Linked DNA regions of Homo sapiens: region 1 is linked to region 2. A link is an interaction called in ENCODE POLR2A ChIA-PET data of the cell type or tissue named here. Cell type or tissue: MCF 10A. All regions are shown on one strand. Links, peaks and the distances in the headings refer to the core of each region. The heading gives the core; the rest is flanking DNA. Region 1 overlaps OAS1 (2'-5'-oligoadenylate synthetase 1). Region 2 has its middle 16 kb from the start of DTX1.

Region 1 (6,610 bases), core at 1,415-6,414, 120 kb after region 2:
AACCAAGTATATACCTTGCACTCACAGCACATGTAGATTTAGACTAGCTACATTTTAAGCATTTGATACATGTGGCTAGTGGCTGCTGTGTCACACAGGGAGGTTCTATAATTTTTCTCAGAGATATGGAGAAAGGATAAATCAAGGATGCTTATTTCAGAATTATTAGTAATAGGAAAACCATCTAACATTAAGATGTTTTGCACAAATGTCAACTCCATGAGGACAGGGATTTTTTTATTTAAAAAATTCTGGAAGTCTTGGCTCTGCAGGGTCATGAGGACAGGGATTTCTGTCTGCTTTTGTGCATTGCTATATTCCCAGTGCCCAGAGCTATGCTTGGCACATAGTAAGTGCTCAATAAATATTTCTTGTTGAATCAATGTATATACACACACAATACCCCTAGATATGCATCTGTACTTCTTGGCTCTGTGCCTTGAAGTTAATAAACACCCAATAAATGGTATTTGCTTTATTTTTATTGTTATTGATAATACATTAGACATTACCCTCCCATCAGGTGCACAGAAGAAAGTCAAGGCTGGAATTTCATTCTCTTATCTAAATCTCTCTGTTCTCTCTCAGGGAATATTTTCAGAGAATAGGTGGAATGAAGTGAGGCTGTGGAGAATGTTATCTATGATAGGATAGAGGGCATAGAAGGCCAGGAGTCAGGAGACCTGGGTTCTGTCCTGGATTATACACCAGCTCACTGAGGAGCTTTGTCCTCTCTGGATCAAGAGTCCCACCTGAAAATGAAGGAACTGGTCCAGATAACACTGGAGCCCTTTCCCCCAAGATGCACTGGCATTCAGAGGATGGTGCAGGTCCAGTCCTCTTCTGCCTGTGGGGTGGATGCTGCCTGGAGTGTGCTGGGTCTATGAGAGAAATGAGGGTACTCATGTGTTCCAATGTAACCATATTTCTGATACCTCCTGGGATCGTCGGTCTCATCGTCTGCACTGTTGCTTTCAGCCTGAAAGGGTGAGACACATGATCACATCAGGGAGTCTTCCTGCATTGCAGCTGGATTCAGTGAGCATTTACGGTAGACACTGTGACATGCCATCTGGATCCCCCTTTGAGGAAGGACTAACAAGCCCCAGCTGCTGGGACAGTGGTCAGCAGACAGACTTCAGCCGTCAGCCCTTTTAGGGGTTGCCTCAGCTGCAGAGAGCCTTTTGCTCAAAGCCATGCCCTTTCCCAAGGTGCCCAAGCACAGTGAGTGATCCACGTAGGGGTATAGAAGCCTGGCCACCTCTGTCACCATGGGGCAGCTCTAAAGGCCATTCCAGCTCCAGGGCTGTCCTTGGAGTTGGCTGAAACTGGCATTCGCTCTGCATCCCTGTTCACTTCTCCCTATTCTCTTTCATGCTTCCTTCCTATCCTTTCTTCCCCCCTTTCCCTGAGTGCTGGTTCCAGTGGCTCTCCCCCAGAACATCCTGCATACTAAATTCCATCCTGGAGTCTGCTTCCTAGCCATCTGCAACATCATCAATCCCCTGGAATCAGACAGATTCCTGCTTGGAGGTGGAAAGATCCAAGACTGGGTCCTTTGCCCCTGTTTAGCTGTGTGACAACCCAAGTCACTCAGCTGCTCAGAGTCTCCCATTGGTCAGATGAGAGGTGGGGATGTGACAAGGCAGGCTGTTTAGCACAGTGACATGAGCACTGGCTTTAGAGTCCACTGAGCTTGAATTCCATTTCCACCACTTGTTAGCTGATGTCCTTGAGCAAGTGACCTCACCTCTCTGAGCCTTTGTCTCATCTGTAAGATGGGAATGATAGAAAACATGCCTCATGGGACTTTTCAAATAACTAAAAGTAGAATGTCCATTCAACCCAGCAATCCCACTACTCGGTATCTACCCAAAGGTAAAGAAATCATTCTATCAAAAGACACCGGCACTCGTATGTTTATCGCAGTACGATTCACAATAGCAAAGTCATGGAATCAACTTAAGTGCCCATCAGTGTGAACTGGATAAAGAAAGTGTGGTATATCTACACCATGGAGTATTATGCAGCCATAAGAAAGAATGAAATCATGGTTGCAGCTGGAGGCCATTATCCGAAGTGAATTAACCCAGAAACAGAAAATCAAATACTTAACATCTGCTAAAGATGGGAACAATAGACACTAGGGACTCCAACAGGGAGGAGGAAGGGAGAAAGGCAAAGGTTGAAAAAATTCTTTTTGGGTACTCTGTTCACTATTTGGGCGACAGGATCAATAGAGGCCCAAACCCCACCATTACACAATATAGCTGTGTAACAAATGGCACATGTGCCCTCTGAATCTAAAATAATAAAAAATTTTTAAAAATGCCTCATGGGATTGTTGTGACTATTTAATGAGAGAGTGCATATTAAAGGGCTTAGGACAGAACCTGAGCCCGAAGCAGACAGTCAATAAATGGTGTTAGAGATTATTTATTATTACTCTTAGGGGAATGAATTCTGGACAAGGGATGTGAAAATTCCAGAAACCCTCGATTGTGACCAAAATGACTGTAAAATATGGAGCACAGCCTGTCACTATATGAATATAAATGGCCTTTGGCAAGAGGTAAGTTCTTTGGAAAGAATGGTCTCCAGCTATATGTCTCAAGCTTCATGGAGAGGGGCAGGGATGAATGGCAGGGAGGAAGCAGGAGGTCTCACCAGCAGAATCCAGGAGCTCACTGGGGACCCATCCCAATTCTTAAAGCATGGGTAATTCAGCCAGGCCTCAGCCTCTTGTGCCAGCTGCCTCCAACCCTTTGGGTCTCCACCACCCAAGTTTCCTGTAGGGTCCGCCGGGTCCAGGATCACAGGCCTGCAGAGCAGCATTTAGAGAGGGACAGGTGAGAAGCTGGGGCTCTGTCTAGGGAGTCCAGATGCTCCTGGGAGAGCAAAATAGCAGCATGGGATGAACTGGGACTCAGAACATGAGGAAGGGCTCCCTGGGGTATGTCCCCAGTGCCCTATTCCCCAGCAGGCAGTGAGCATGAGGAGAAGGAGCCTTGCACTTGCACCTGACAGATGTGGGTTTGAATCCCACCTCTGCCCTTTATCAGTGATGTGCCCTTGGGTAGGTCACTTGAACTCTCTAAGCCTCAGGATTCTTATCTGTAAAATGGGAATAGTTCCACATACCTATCTCAAAGGCTATGCTGTGAGGATAGAAAAAGCCCAGTTATATGAAATGCTCAGCACAGCGACTAGAACATAACATACATATCAGTAATATTGCTAATAATTTTTACTATTATATTAGCATGTGTTAGTCTTACAACAAGCTTTCAATACCTGGGAGCAATTACTATCATTGTTGTTGCTGCTGTTCTTATTTCAGTTCAAACTGCAGCTATTTTACTCATTTTCTGTTAAGGGTTGGACAAGCTCCTTACCTCTCAGAACCTCAGTTTACTCACCTGTAAAATAATTGGCATAGTGCCTGCCTCACAGGGTTGGAGGTAGGTGTTTAAAACAGATGGCAGTAGTAAAATGCCCAGTACAATGATGGGCAACAGGAGATTCTCACTAAGTGGGGAGCCCTCCCACCTCCTCCATTTCCAAGGCACTGTACCTGTATCCAGGTGTTCATTTACATAGGGGAGCTAAGCCATGTGGGGATAGCATACCTGGGTTTCGTGAGCTGCCTTCTCAGGTACTTTTCAATAATGGGGTTTTTAAAGTCATAATACTTTGTCCAGTAGATGCAGAGTTGCTGGTAGTTTATGACTAATTCCAAGACCGTCCGAAATCCCTGGGCTGTGTTGAAATGTGTTTTCATGCTCCCTCGCTCCCAAGCATAGACCGTCAGGAGCTCCAGGGCATACTGAGGTGGCAGCTTCCCAAGCTTCTTCTTACACTGAGAAGAGGAAAAACAATCAGAAAAAAATTGGTTTGCTCAACTTTTGTGTAAACTACACTTCTCATGGGCCAAATCCAGCCTGCCACCTGTTTTTATAAAGTTTCCTTGGAACGAATCCAGGCTCATTCATTTATGTATAGTTTATGACTGCATTCATGCTACAAAGGCAGGGTTGAGTAGTTGCAACAGAGGCTGTGCAGTCCACAAAGTCTAAAATATTTACTATCTAGCCTTTTATTTTTTAAAAAAGTGTACTGGCCCCTTGTTAAGAGCGCTGGATTCTTATTGATGTGGGTTTGAATCCTGGCTTCACCATTGTCCAATTCTAAGTAGATGACTTAGACTCTCAGAGCCTCATGATTTTCATCTGCTAAGTGAGTGGTTGTAATAGCACCTATCTGATAAAGATACTACGAAAATTAACTGAGAAGAAGGACTTGTAATGTTCCTAAGAAATGCACAGAAGCAAATGAAATTCTTTCTGGAGGAATATACATAATCCAAAACCTCAAATTATTTCACACATAATTTTCAAATACAATGACCAGCACATATGTAACCAGGCACACAAGGAAACAAAACACTAAGAGTTATGACCAACAGAAAGAAGAGAAATAGTAATAAACCTACAAACTTTAAATGCTGAAAGACCGAACACAGACTTTAAAATAACTAGGAACTCTACAAGGAAAACTACAAAACATTGCTGAAAGAAAATCATAGATGACACAAACAAATGGAAACACATCCCATGCTCATGAATGGGTAGAATCAATATTGTGAAAATGACCATACTCCCAAAAACAATCTACAAATTCAATGCAATTCCCATCAAAATACCACCATCATTCTTCACAGAACTAGAAAAAACAATCCTAAAATTCATATGGCACCAAAAAAGAGCTCACATAGCCAAAGCAAGACTAAGTAAAAAGAACAAATCTGGAGGCATTACATTATCAGACTTCAAACTATACTGTAAGGCCATAGTCACCAAAACAACATGGTACTGGTATAAAAATAGTCACGTAGACAAATGGAACAGAATAGATAACCCAGAAATAAAGCCAAACACTTACAGCCAACTGATCTTTGACAAACCAAACAAAAACATAAAATGGGGAAAGGACACCCTATTCAACAAATGGTCCTAGGATAATTGGCAAGTTGCATGTAGAAGAATGAAACTGAATCCTTCTCTCTCCCCTTATACAAAATTCAACTCAAAATCGATCAAATACTTAAATCTAAGACCTGAAACCATAAAGATTCTAGAAGATAATATTGGAAAAACCCTCCTACACATTGGCTTAGGCAAAGACTTCATGACCAAGAACCCAAAAGCAAATGCAACAAAAACAAAGATAAATAGATGGGACTTAATTAAACTAAAAAGCTTCTGCAAAGCAAAAGAAATAATTAGCAGAGTTAACAGACAACCCACAGAATGGGAGAAAATCTTCACAATCTATACATCCAACTAATATCCAGAATCTACAAAGAACTCAAACGAATCAGCAAGAAAAAAAAAATCTCATCAAAAAGTGGGCTAAGGACATGAACAGAGAATTCTCAAATGAAGATATACAAATACCAACAAGCGGGGTGGGGGGAATTGGGGAGGGATAGCATTAGGAGATATACCTAATGCTAAATGACGGGTTAATGGGTGCAGCACACCAGCATGGCACATGTATACATATGTAACTAACCTGCACATTGTGCACATGTACCCTAAAACTTAAAGTATAATAATGAAAAAAAAAAAAAAAAAACAAATACCAACAAGCATATGGAAAAATGCTCAACATCCCTAATTATCAGGGAAATGCAAATCAAAACCACAATGTGATACCACCTCACTCCTGCAAGAATGGTCATAATAAAAAATCAAACAATAATAGATGTTGGTGTGGATGTGGTGAAAAGGGAACACTTTTACACCATTGGTGGGAATGTAAACTCATACAACCACTATGGAAAACAGTGTGGAGATTCCTTATAGAACTAAAAGTAGATCTACCATTTGATCCAGCAATCCCACTACTAGGTATCTACCCAGAGGAAAAGAAGTCATTATACAAAAAAGATACTTGCACACACATGTTTATAACAGCACAATTTGCAATTGCAAAAATATGGAACCAGCCCAAATGCCCATCAATCAATGAGTGGATAAAGAAAAATGTTATACACACACAAACACACCATGGAATACTACTCAACCATAAAAAGGAACAAAATAATGGCATTCACAGCAACCTGGATGGAATTGGATACTATTATTTTAATTAAATAACTCAGGAATGGAAAACCAAACATTGTATGTTCTCACTCATATGTGGGAGCTAAGCTATGAGGAAGCAAAGGCATAAGAATGATACATGGGACTTTGCGGACTGCGGGGAAAGGGTGGGGTGTGGCAAGGGTTAAAAGATTACACATTGGGTACAATGTACACTGTTTGGGTGATGGGTGCACCAAAATCACCACTAAAGAACTTATTCATGTAACCAAACACCACCTGTTCCCCCAAAAACCTATTGAAATAGAAAAATTAAAAATAAAAAAAAATAGTCCTCTCTCTGTGATCAGTGGTTTGAATGAGGACAGGAAAGGAGAGGTATCAGAGCCATATATGTATACACATGAATCTGTGTGTGCTCATGTCACAGAAAAGAAGTGTAAATAAAACATAAGATTAACAAATAATAAAAATTAAAAATAAAATAACTAGGAATATCATAT
Region 2 (6,610 bases), core at 542-5,541:
TGACCGTGCACTGGCAAGGAGGCACAGGATGCCAGGATTGGCTTAGACCAAGCAAGACATCCCCTGGGACTGGGTGGAATTTGGGGGGCAAGGTAAAAAGGAGGAATGACTGCTAGGTAGGCAACCAACAGTGTTGGTGCATAATTAATGCTGTTTAAATATTTGGGGAGGGAGCAAATGGACGCCTGAACCTTAGTAGAGATGAAGGTCCCATAGAGGAAGGCACTCGTGGAGGGTTGACTTGGGTCTTCTTAGTGTCAGGCTAATGGTTGGTTTGCCCAGCGCCCTTGAAGATGAACAGGCTATCTGGGGGACTTCACCTTATTAGGTAGGTGGGGTGACCCAGTGGCAGTGGAGGAAGTGGCCGTCACCAGCTGCTGTCCTCTGGGTTGTGACAATCTGATCCTGTCTCACGGCCTCCCAGCCTGGCCTCCAGCCAAGTGGCTGACACCTGGCCAGCCATCTGTCGTCCACCTAGAAGCTAAGTCTGCAGGGGGACACCACAGAGGACACACCAGTAGATTTCCCAGCATGGCGCGGGTGGGGGAAGAGAGGAAGCAGGGAGGGCTCTTCGTCCCAAAGCTAACACCCAGAAAGAGGTCAAGGATATGCGGAAATGGACTTAAAAATTCAATTCTCTTTTATAGCACACTTTCCAAACCTTTACATATTTATTAACTTGTTTAAGTCTCCCCACAGGCAAGGGAGGCAGGGACCACTCTCCTCATTTTTTTCTTCTTTTTTCTTTTTTTTTTTGAGATAGAGTCTTGCTCTGTCACCCAGGCTGGAGTGCAGTGGCGCAGTTTTGGCTCACTGCAATCTCTGCCTCCTGAGTTCAAGCGATTCTCCTGCTTCAGCCTCCTGAGTAACTGGCGTTACAGGCACATGCCACCACGCCTGGCTAATTTTGTATTTTTAGTAGAGATGGGGTTTCACCATGTTGGCCAGGCTGGTTTTGAACTCCTGGTCTTAAGTGATCCACCCGCCATGGCCTCCCAAAGTGCTGGGATTACAGGTTTGAGCCACCGCGCATGGCCAACTCTCCTCATTTTATAGCCAGGCAATGGAGGTGAGAAAGTCAAAAGGCCTTGCCCAAGGTCACCACATGAGTCTCGTCTTGCCGATGGAACACATGACCAAACCTTGCAGCTTAGAACAGCACAGGTGTGTTACCCCACATTTCCGGAGGCCAGAAGCCCTAAAGTCAAGGTGCTGGGTTCATTCTGGAGGGTTCGGGGGGAATCCTTTTCCTTGCCTTCTTCCAGCTCCTAGAGGCTGCTCCAGTTCCCTTATTCCTTGGCGCAGGGCCCCACCTTCATCTTCACAGCCAGCAGCACCCTCCAGTCCCTTTCCCTGCTTCCGCTGTCACTTTTTTCTTCACTCTGATCTTCTGCTTCCTCTTAGAAGGACCCTCCCTCTTATAAAGACCCTTGTGATGACACTGGGCTTACTTGGATCATCCAGGATCATCTCTCATCTCAAGACCCTTAGTCACATCTGCAAGGCCCCTTTGCCGTATGTGTAGGTGTGGGGATGAGGATGTGCGCATCTTTGGGGGCCCTTATTCAGCCTATCACGGCTACCTGGCTGAGGACTGGCTGAGACCTTCTGAGCCTCTTCATTGCTCCTTTGCTCCCAAATCCCCCACCCGCTTCACCAGGGCTGCAGTCATTGACCAACTCTGTCTGAGGTTGCATGCCTCAGTGGCAGCATTTTAGTGAATCCTGCACTTGCCCTTTTTTTTTTTTTTTTTTTTTTGAGACAGTCTTGCTATGTCACCCAGGCTGAAGTGTAGTGGCGTGATCTCAGCTCACTGCAACCTCTGCCTCCCGGATTCAAGCGATTCTCCCACCTCAGCCTCCAGAATAGCTGGGATTACAGGCATACACCACCACACCCAGCTAATTTTTGTATTTTTAGTAGAGACGGGGTTTCACCATGTTGGCCATGATGGTCTCGATCTCCTGACCTCGCGATCCGCCCACCTCAGCCTCCCAAACTTCTGGGATTACAGGCATGAGCCATTGTGCCCAGCCGCCATTCTTAGTTAAGAAGTGAGCATGTGGGCCCCAGAGTCTGACTGTCTGGGTTGAAATCCTGGCTTCAATGCTTTGTGGCTGTGTGACCTTGGATAAGTTACTGCACCTCTCTGTGCCTCTGTTTTCTCATCTGTAAATGAGAGTGAGATAATAGGTACCAGTCCCATAGGTATAGGGTGTGAGGATTAAATGACTTCATGACTGTTGCGTTCTTAGAACAATACCTAATTCAGAATGACCTCAGTTAATGTTAGCTAGCTTAAAAAAAATTAAACAAAAACATTATTGGCCGCGTGCTGTGGCTTACTCCTGTAATCCCAGCACTTTGGGAGGCCAAGGTGGGTGGATCACTTGAGGTCAGGAGTTCGAGACCAGCCTGAGCAACATGGTGAAACCCAGTCTTTACTAAAAATAAAAAAATTAGCCAGGTGTGGTGGTGCACGTCTGTAGTCCCAGCTACTTGGGAGGCTGAGGCATGAGAATTGCTTGAGCCCGGGGGGGGTGGAGGTTGCAGTGAGCCGAGATCTCACCACTACACTCTAGCCGGGTGACAGAGCCAGACTCTGTCTCAAAAAAAATTATTAAAAGCAGAATATTTCATCATTTACCATCTACCAGGTTGCTTCACTGTCTTCTAGGCTTGGGCTTTGAGGTCTGAGTGTGCCAGGGCGTTTAATGCCAGCTGCCACAACAGACAAACCCTGGACTTGCAGTGGCGAAACACAATCAAGGCTTGCTTCTCGCTCTTCTAAGGAGGAGGGCAGCCCTTCCCCAGAGAGAGCACGTGGCCTCGGGGTCACTGTGGCAGGGCAAGAGAGCGGTGGGGCTGCTCCATTTCACAACACCAGCTCTCCATTGCCTTAACTCCCAAAGTCACATGTCAGTCTCACTCCAGTTCCAGCCCAGGAACTAGGTCAGTGGAGGCAGGGATGAGGTGGTCAGTGCTGGGTTGGGGAGGTGGAGCCTGGGACAGAGGAATCACTAATGCAAACCATGGAGTCAGGGAGGCCTCAGGGAGGAAGTGATGACTAACTCGAAGCTTGAACAGGAACTTGCCTAGGACAATCCTGGGTGTGGTCCTGGGATAAACCCTGCAGGAGATTAAGGTTTCAACATTCAGGGTGAGAAACTAAATCTGGATATCTAGAGACAGCTGCACTCCAATGCTCATTCCATCATTATTCACAATAACCAAGATACGGAAACAACCCAGGTGTTCATGGCAGACGATGGATAACGAAACCGTGGTATATACACAAAGATTATTCAGCCTTCCAAAAAGGGAAACTCTGCCATTTACAACAACCTTGATGAACTTGGAGGACATTATGCTAAGTGAAATAAGCCAAACACAAAAAGAAAAACACTGCAGGATCTCACTAGTAAGCGAAATCTAAGAGTCAAATTCATAGATGCAGAGAGTAGAAGGGCTGTATCTGGATTATCTTGAGATGGGAGATGACCCTTGAGAAAGAAGGATGGGGGTAGAACTGGGTGATTCATTGAGGATTTGGCGGACCCAGGAGACATTACCCTGACACATTCAGATCCCAAAACCCTAGCCTAGAAGATAGCGAAGAATCTCTTGGCTGGGGTTCTCAGCCTGGGGATCACAGACTCCTTTGAACTTGGATGGGGAAAGTGATATCTTTATTCTCATTAACTGTGAATTGAAAGACAGCATTTCCTTCTACTATGAACATAGGCAACAAACCACAATGGTGTGAGTAGCGTCTGACTGTGTCATGAATAGAATCCTATAGTTTCCTATTACATTTCACTTGTTGGTGCTGTCTCAAAATATATTGCTTTTACTCATCACTGCTTTGAAGTATTACAGTAATTAGACTGGGATCTTCATTTTATTTTATTTTTTGAGATGGAGTCCCACTCTGTTGCCCAGGCCAGAGTGCAGTGGCGCAATCTCAGCTCACTGCAGTCTCTGCCTCCTGAGTCCAAGCCATTCTCCTGCCTCAGCCTCCCAAGTAGCTGGGATTAAAGGCGTGCACCATCACACTCGGCTAATTTTTGTATTTTTAGTAGAGATGGGGTTTCGCCATATTGGCCAGGCTGGTCTTGAACTCCTGACCTCAGGTGATCCACCAGCCTCAGCCTCCCAAAGTGCTGGGATTACAGGGGTGAGCCACCTAGCCCAGGTTATTTTAACACAGCCTGAATTAATTGTAGCTCAAGAGGGGTGCCCCTAACAACCTGCAGCTGAGGAGTCTTGCTGAGATCTGCCAGGCTTTGGGCAGCACTGGTGCAGTGGACTGAATGTCTATGTCTCCTCAACCCCTAAATTCATACATTGAACTCCTAACCCACAGTGTGATGGTGTGAGGAGGTGATGTGAGAAGGTGATTAAGTCATGCAGGTGGGGACTTCATGAATGGGATTAGTGCCCTTATAAAAGGATCCCTGGAAAGCTTCCTTACCCCTTCAGCCATATGAAGACACAGAGAGAAGGCAGCTACCTATGAACCAGGCAGCTACCTATGAACCAGGAAGAAGGCCTTCATCAGACACCAAATCTGCAGACGCCTTGATCTTGTATTTGCCAGTCTCTGGAACTATGAGCACCACATTTCTGTAGTTTCTAAGCCACCCAGTCTATGTATTTTGTTATGGCAGTCCTGAAAGTAACCCCCGTTGGTGAGGGTCTTTCTCTGGGTCTTAAATCAGCATGACTGCAATGGGAGGCACCCAGCCTGGGTGGGGGGGCTGCACCCCGGCTTCAGGGCTCAGTGGGAAGACTTTGGGGGCTTCTTATCATTCAAGGGAGAACAGCTCTTTCTTTCTTTCTCCTTTCTTTCTTTCTTTCTTTCTTTCTTTCTTTCTTTCTTTCTTTCCTCCCTCCCTCCCTCCCTTCTTTCTTTCTTTCTCTTTCTTTCTTTCTTTCTTTCTCTCTCTTTCTCTCTCTCTCTTTCTTTCTCTTTCTTTCTTTCTTTCTTTCTTTCTTTCTTTCTTTCTTTCTTTCTTTCTCTCTCTCTCTCTCTCTCTCTCTTTCTTTCTTTCTTTCTTTCTTTCTTTCTTTCTTTCTTTCTTTCTTTCTTTCTTTCCCTTCTTTTTTTTGAGACAGAATCACTCTGTCACCCAGGCTGGAGTGCAGTGGTGCGATCTCGGTTCACTGCAACCTCCACCTCCCAGGTTCAAGTGATTCTCTTGCCTCAGTCTCCTGAGTAGCTGGGATTACAAATGTGCCCCACCACCCCCAGCTAATTTTTATATTTTTAGTAGTGACACGGTTTCATCATGTTGGCTAGGTTGGTCTCAAACTCCTGGCCTCAAGTGATCTGCTTGCCTCCGCCTCCTAAAGTACTGGGATTACAGGCATGAGCCACTGTGCCTGGTCAATATTTTTGTTTTTGATTACCCATGGCCATTATAACCTTATCTCTGTGCGAAGTGACATCTTAGCTAGAGGGTGTCCTACCCAAAACCAGGTTTTTGGGAGTCCATAGAGTTAAAGAATTAAAAGCTGAGAATTTGGAGATTGAGGGGGCCCAGAGTAGAATTCTGCCAGGCTGCTTGTTTGTGCAGGCTCTTTGGGCAAGGGACTTAACTTCCCTGGGCCTCAGTTTCCCTATTTGTAAAATGTGAATAATGGTCTTCAACTTAGAGGGCAGTTTGGAGGCATTCAGGGCTATGAGGCCCTTATCTCAGGTCTTGTCACAAGGGAAGTGAGTGCTCGGTAAATAGCAGCTGCTCTTGTCACCTTCGCCTGGGCCAGATCAGGGCCCGCAGCAGGTTCCTTCTTTTCCCTGGCCATCCCTCTTCACTCAGCCTGCAGTGAGCAGCATTGCTGGCTTCCTGGAGGAGGCCATCTCAGTCTTCTAAATCAAGCTGGACAGTGGGGCATGCATTGCCCATCAGTAGGGACATTGGGACTCAGAGCAGCTTTGAAACAGCAGGGCCCGATAGTGCCCCTGAAATGTGGTTTGCTAATGAAGTTTCTGCCTTGGCTCTGGGCCTTTCTGAACTGTTTACTGCAGGAGGACTGTGAGCCTTTAGTTGCCTGCAGGAGGAGGCAGGTAGAAGACAGTGAGGCTCCCCAGCGTCCAGCGGAGTTGAGGTCCCAAATCTTATACAGTGAGGATTCCAGGGTGTGAGCATGGGAATACTTCCTGATCAAGACCTGGGCAGTGACCTTGGGTTAGAGAGCTGCTCTGAGCCTCAGTTTCCCCCTCGGTCAGATGGAGATGAAAATACCTACCTCATAGGCAAGGATCCAATGAGGATGAATGAAAACTTCGAGCTGAGCACACAGAACACTCTAAGAGTGAGCTGCTTTTGTTCTCTCTGCTTTGGACAGGATGCCCAGGGCTGAGCCTAGCTTGCTTTGGATGAGTGAAAAATAAGATAGGGATGTAACCCAGTGTATTTAGTCCAACAGGATTTCCCAAGAGCCCTTAAGAAGAGTTATGGGCCAGGTGCGGTGGCTCACACCCGTAATGCCAGCACTTTGGGAGGCCAAGGTGGATAGATCACCTGAGGTCAGGAGTTCGAGACCAGCCTGGCCAACATGGTGAAACCCCATCTCTACTAAAAATACGCCAGGCATGATGGCAGGT

The links. Peaks named below come from ENCODE experiments on the same cell type or tissue, not always from the same donor. Only the 100,000 strongest peaks of a DNase experiment are listed, where the experiment ranks them.
Region 1: POLR2A ChIA-PET joins it to region 2 with 5 read pairs; 3 of 35 experiments call an interaction of 5 or more read pairs at or near these places.

Annotation. Positions count from the first base shown.
Region 1 is chr12:112,913,758-112,920,367 of GRCh38, reverse strand. OAS1 (2'-5'-oligoadenylate synthetase 1) reads right to left here. Exons shown (of 6, transcript NM_016816.4): 4 at 3,630-3,859; 5 at 2,668-2,821; 6 at 465-979. The coding sequence ends at 815. Among named protein-coding and RNA genes, the nearest start is that of OAS1, 10 kb to the right of the region's middle. In MCF 10A, for the core only: no CTCF peak of the experiment used is centred there; a DNase peak (open chromatin) is centred at 3,917.
Region 2 is chr12:113,037,268-113,043,877 of GRCh38, reverse strand. No RefSeq gene overlaps it. Among named protein-coding and RNA genes, the nearest start is that of DTX1, 16 kb to the left of the region's middle. In MCF 10A, for the core only: no CTCF peak of the experiment used is centred there; a DNase peak (open chromatin) is centred at 2,957.